Regions from separate parts of the Homo sapiens genome. Here region 2 is linked to region 1. The links are chromatin contacts, found by Hi-C or POLR2A ChIA-PET in ENCODE. All regions are on one chromosome and are shown on one strand. The core of a region is the stretch at or near the end of the contact, and the rest is flanking DNA. Distances in the headings are between cores, read along the strand shown. Region 1 has its middle 40 kb from the start of FOXK1. Region 2 overlaps AP5Z1 (adaptor related protein complex 5 subunit zeta 1).

What was found. A loop is a pair of places that touch in the nucleus more often than their neighbours do. ChIA-PET counts read pairs that join two places held with the same protein, here RNA polymerase II (POLR2A). Pooled maps may share reads with other maps.
Region 2: a pooled map shows a loop between it and region 1 (9-fold over the local background). The contact joins two enhancer-like sites. A Hi-C loop is called at or near these places in 9 of 50 pooled maps. POLR2A ChIA-PET finds 5 or more read pairs at or near these places in 6 of 52 experiments (CD4-positive, alpha-beta T cell, CD4-positive, alpha-beta memory T cell, T-cell and 3 more).

The regions. Positions count from the first base shown.
Region 1 is chr7:4,640,492-4,643,251 of GRCh38, forward strand. No RefSeq gene overlaps it. Among named protein-coding and RNA genes, the nearest start is that of FOXK1, 40 kb to the right of the region's middle. RefSeq lists silencers at 1,129-1,328, 1,429-1,818. Within about 2 kb of position 1,365, at least 36 of the 41 ENCODE cell types and tissues checked have a DNase peak (open chromatin) inside an H3K27ac peak, as active enhancers do.
Region 2 is chr7:4,791,341-4,794,100 of GRCh38, forward strand. It overlaps AP5Z1 (adaptor related protein complex 5 subunit zeta 1), which reads left to right. Exons shown (of 17, transcript NM_014855.3): 17 at 1-2,760. The coding sequence ends at 45. Among named protein-coding and RNA genes, the nearest start is that of MIR4656, 4.1 kb to the left of the region's middle. RefSeq lists a silencer at 894-1,013 and enhancers at 1,404-1,483, 1,588-2,262. Within about 2 kb of position 1,356, at least 10 of the 41 ENCODE cell types and tissues checked have a DNase peak (open chromatin) inside an H3K27ac peak, as active enhancers do.

The DNA of each region.
Region 1 (2,760 bases), core at 115-2,614:
AGGAAAAGGGGATGGTTGCTGGGTACAAAAATATAGTTAGATACATAAGTAAGATCTAGAATTTTCTAGCACAGCAGGGTGACCACAGTCAGCACTAATTTGCTGTACATTTTAGAATAACCAAGAGAGTGCAATTGGAATGTTCATCACACAGAAATGATGAATGCTGGGGGTGATGGAAACCCCATTTACCCTAATGTAATTATAATACAAAGATCTCATGTGTCCCATAAATCTATACACCTACTATGTACCCATAAAAATTAACAATTAAAAATTTTTAAATTAAAAATATAGGTCAGGCAAGGTGGCTCACATCTGTAATCCCAAAACTTTGGGAGGCTAAGGTGAGAAGATCGCTTAAGCCCAGGTGTTCAAGACCAGCCTGGGCAACATAGCAAGACCTAATCTCTGCCAAAAATAGAAAAAAACATAGCCAGGCACGGTGGCTTACGCCTATAATCCCAGCACTTTGGGAGGCCGAGGCAGGCAGATCACCTGAGGTCAGAAGTTCGAGATTAGCCTGGCCAACATGGTGAAACCCCGTCTCTACTAAAAATACAAAAAAATTAGCTGGGCGTGTTAGTGCACGCCTGTAATCCTAGCTCCTCAGGAGGCTGAGGCAGGAGAATCGCTTGAACCCGTGAGGCAGAGGCTGCAGTCAGCCGAGATCGTACCACTGCACTCCAGCCTGGGCAACAAAGCAAGACTGCGTCTCAAAAAAGAAAAAAAAAATTAGCTGGGTGTGGTGATGCCTGCCTGTGGTCTCAGCTATTTGGGAGGCTGAGGTAGGAGGAACGCCTGAGTCCGGGAGGTGGAGACTGCAGTGAGCTGTAATGCCACCATTGCACTCCAGCCTGGGCAACAGAACAAGACCCTGTCTGAAAAATAAAAGTAAAAATTTTAAATTAGAGATATATAGATATACACAACATAAACTGCACTCCACCCATTTTAAGGCTAAATCGTACTGCATGGTATGCTCCTCCCTAGGACTGATGTGTCTCGAGGGGGCCTCTTAGCTGCTGGGTGCAGCTGCCCAAGGGGGCACTGCGGGGCCCGATGCCGCCCTCCATCCAGGTCACCACTGCACCTCCACGACCACCCACAGAGGCCCCACTTTGCAGGCGAGAGCCCGGGCTCAGAGGCCAGTGGCCGGCCTGCGCAAGGACACGCAGCAGGTGAACCCTCCGCAAGGCGAGGAGCAGGGCTGGGAAGGGCGAGGGCGCCTCTCCGCGCCCCTCCCCTGCCCGGCCACAGAGCCCGGCCCCGCCCCGGGCCCTGCTCGCGGCCCGCCCTGCGCCGCCACTGCGCAAGCGCAGGAGGAGCAGCGTGGCGCAACCTTAAGGCGCATGCGCGGCCGGCGCAGACTTGCGGAAGGCTCCGTTCCCCTCGCGTGAATCCGCCGATCCGGGCTTTGGGGCCCGCCGGGAGCTCTGTTTATAAACACACGGCGCGGCTGCCGGCGAGGGGTAACCCTAAGGGGAGTGGGGTCGGAGGTCAGAGGTCAGCGGGCGCGGGGTCGCCGGCTGTGAGACCGGCCCCGCCACCCTCGGGGACTGCTGGCTGCGCAGCGTGGCCAGCCGGACCGCCCTACTGCGCACCGGGGCTGCCGGGGCGCCACGTGGTGCGCACGTGGTCCGGCCCCGGCGCGGCAGCTCCCCTCCCCCACCACGCGAGCCTGGCCGCAGCGCCCGCTGGCGGCGCGGCGTTGCACATTGCGCGTGCGCACAACTCGCCGCGAGGCGCCTTCCGGTGGCGCGGCGGGGTCGGTTGCCTCCTCGCGACGGCTGCGCCGGGATGTTCCGGGGCGGTGGGGTCGCCTGCCCAATGTCGGGTGCGCGAGTGACGGGTGGAAGCTGGATTTGTGCGCGTTCTTCAATGCTCCAAAGGGAGGAGGGAGCCTCCGAGAGTCCACGTGGGGCCGGTGGGATTCGCAGGGTCCGTTTTCTAAACATTGGGTGTCCTCGAACCTGGGGGCGCGGGCTGTGTCCGCCCCCAGCAGGGATGACCATGCCTGGGTCAGTGGCTGCATAAATAAATAAACGAATGGGGAGGAAATTGATAAAATATTAAAAGAGTGTTGTTTCAGAGTTTTTACTATGTCACCTCTTACAGATTTATGAGAGTTTGTTGTTTTTTGGAGAAGAGGGGTCTCCCTATGTTACCCAGGCTGGTCTCAAACTCCTGGGCTCAATCCATCCGTCCGCCTCAGCCTCCTGAAGTGCTAGGATTACAGGCGTGAGCCATGGTGCCCGGCCTGTTGATGAGATTCTACGTGAAATATATTGGGCGTTACCTAAGCACTCAGTCAGTGGTAGTTCTTATAGTTGTTGCTTAAAAACAGAAAGAAATGTCATACCGTGTTCTAAAAGGATTTGAGAAAGGTTTGCAAAGACTAAAAAGCAAGTGGCAGGGAAAAATAACATACGCAAACTTCCTCCTGACTTTTTCTGCCATTTTATAGCAAAGGCTCAGAATTGCATTGCCATTGTCGGTTGTTTCGGTAAAATTAGTGTTCCTCAAGTTATCTACTCCAGGGACATTTTTTTTTTCTTGAGACAGGGTCTTACTCTGTTGCCCAGGCTCGAGTGCAGTGGCACAGCCATGACTCACTGCAGCCTCAGCCTCCGGGGTCAAGTGATTCTCCTGCTTCAGTCTCCCGAGTAGCCGGGATTACAGGCGCGAGCCTCCATGCCCAGCTAATTTTTGTATTAATGTACTTTATAGGAGACAGGGTTTTGCCATGTTACCCAGGCT
Region 2 (2,760 bases), core at 106-2,605, 150 kb after region 1:
GTCAGCCGGCTGGTGGAGAGGGAGGCCGGCCTCATGCCAGGGTGAAGGGACAGTGGCCAGGGACTTCGGTGCAGATTAAGAGCCTGGGCAGCCAGCTTGCTACTGAGGCCAGGCTGATAGGAGCTCAGGAGGGCGCGGGAGTCCTGGGAGAGGAGGCAAGGCCCACGGTGGGCTTGGCACCCTCACAGACACGCGGGGCTGGCCCCCCTGCTCACCCTCTGGGCTTTGTCTCCGAGCCTTTTGCTCCCAGGCAACACTGAGCTGAGCTGAGGGGTGCCATGGAGCGGCTCTGATTGGAGGCTTGAGGCCCTGTGGCTGGGTCGGGTGGAGGCTGCTGGGTCTGTTTCCTAGTCTTTTGTTTTTGGACAGTTGATGGGCAAGAAGAGCTGCAGTAAAAGTAAATCTCCTTTAATAAGCGTCTGTATGAAGAGTGCGCGATCAGTTCCGTTACCTGCCCTGCACCCTGGGGAGAGGACCAGGGATGGGAACCCCTGGCAGCTGCTGCCAGTCCTGGAGGCTCAGCCCGGCGTGCCACTGCTGCTACAGAAACCAGGTCATTTGTGCACAGCCCGGAAGGCAGCGGCGCGAGTTCCCGGGTGTGGTCACCGCTCTGGGTGGTGCGCTTGTCAATGCCCCTTTTGATGCCCTTGAATAGCCTGAAGATGAAGGGGACCGGGGGAGGGTTGCAAGCGCCATGGCCTATGCAGGCTGCGGCCTCTGGCCATTCGGAGGGAAGGCCCCAGGGAGCCACCTGAGTGGAGCTCAGAACACTGGATTCGCGCGAAGGGGAGGTGTCTGGGCGTGCGGCCCCAGCCCCGCCACCTTCCTGGGCCCTGTGGTCCCACCCTCCGGACTACCAAGGCACAGCTGTGTCGCACGTTCCGCCCGGTGCCTGGGACGGGCTCAGCCGCCAGGGGGCGCCGCCGCCCCGAGAGCCTCACGCCCCGCCCCCAGGCTCAAACTCTTCCCCCTCCCCACTCTGGCTCCGCCCCCGGTCTCCTCTTTTGCTCTGGCCCCGCCCACCTCCCCTCCGGCCTCGGCCCCGCCCCCAATCCCCCATAGCTCTGCGACTAAGAAACCACAGGCTGAAGGCGACTGCAGGGTCCTGCCCCTTGCCCAGCCTCAGGACTATGGAGGGGGCGAGTGACGCGCAAGGAACGGAGCAGGGGACACCGTGCGGGCTCAGGAGCTCCCCAGATGCCCGAGCCGAACCGCGGGGTCCTCACCGCCAGGTTCCAGCCCAGGAAGCGCTCGCCTGCCCCACAGCCTGGGCCTTGGGTCGCGTTCCGAGCTCCAGGACGGCTGGTGTCCCCCGCGGCCTGCGATGACAGCCCAGGGCCGCTGAGCCGGGGCCGCAGGAAAGGCTGGCGCTGGCAGGCGCTTCCGTCGGCAGCACTGTGTTTGTGTTTCCACGTGGAAACAGCAGCGCACGTGTACAACTGTGCATACCAAGGCGTGCGTGCCAGTGCGCGGGTCTCGGGATCACTTCCCAGTGCGGTGCACGACCCCGCCTGCAGCAGTGGGTGTGGGGGCGCTGCTGGGCTCATCCCGAAGCTCAGAGAGCGTGGGGCTGCCCCTAGGCTCGGAATGAGTCTCCCACTGAGTCCGCAGCTCCCCTCCTGCCCTGGGGCGGGGCTTCCCTGACCTGAAGGCGTCGGGGGTGTCCTGGCTCCCAGCTCCCAGGCACTCGTGGGGCCACCGCCCAGGCCAGCTGGTGCTAAGTCCGCAGCCTGTGCAGCAGCGCCCGGCTTAGGACTGGGAGTGTGACTTGAAGGGCCGTCCCGCTCATCCAAGGGACAAGGAGGAGCTCATGGCCACAGGGCCTCGGAGGGCATGACCCCAGCCCAGGGAGGAGCAACCTTCAGGTGGCCTCCAGGAGGCAGCTGGGAAAAGGGCAAAGCTCACCAGCTCTCAACTTTTTTTTTAAATAAACTGAAATTTTAGAATAGTTTTTCAGATTTACAGAAAAGATGATAAACCTTAGAAACATTATATGCTAAGTGAAAGTGAGAAGTGACAGCCTGCTGGCAGTCCTCACAGCCCTCGCTCGCTCTTGGCGCCTCCTCTGCCTGGGCTCCCACTTTGGCAGCACTTGAGGAGCCCTTCAGCCCGCCACTGCACTGTGGGAGCCCCTTTCAGGGCTGGCCAAGGCCGGAGCCGGCTCCCTCAGCTTGCGGGGAGGTGTGGAGGGAGAGGCGCGGTGGGAACCAGGGCTGCACGCGGTGCTTGCGGGCCAGCGCGAGTTCCGGGTGGGCGTGGGCTCTGTGGGCCCCGCACTCGGAGCCGCCGGCTAGCCCCGCCAGCCTGGGCAGTGAGGGGCTTAGCACCTGGACCAGCAGCTGCTGTGCTCGATTTCTCACTGGGCCTTAGCTGCCTTCCTGCGGGGCAGGGCTGGGGACCTGCAGCCCGCCATGCCTGAGCCTCCCCCCTCCCCTCCGTGGGTTCCTGCGCAGTCCGAGCCTCCCCAACGAGTGTTGCCACCTGCTCAGGGCACCCAGTCCCATCGACCACCCAAGGGCTGAGGAGTGCCTTTGGAGCAGGGCACGGGACTGGCAGGCAGCTCTACCTGCAGCCCCTGTGCAGGATCCACTGGGTGAAAGCCAGCTGGGCTCCTGAGTCTGGTGGGGACTTGGAGAACCTTTATGTCTAGCTAAGGGATTGTAAATAAACCAATTGGCACTCTGTATCTAGCTCAAGGTTTGTAAACACACCAATCAGCACCTTGTGTCTAGCTCAGGGTTTGTGAATGCACCAATAGAC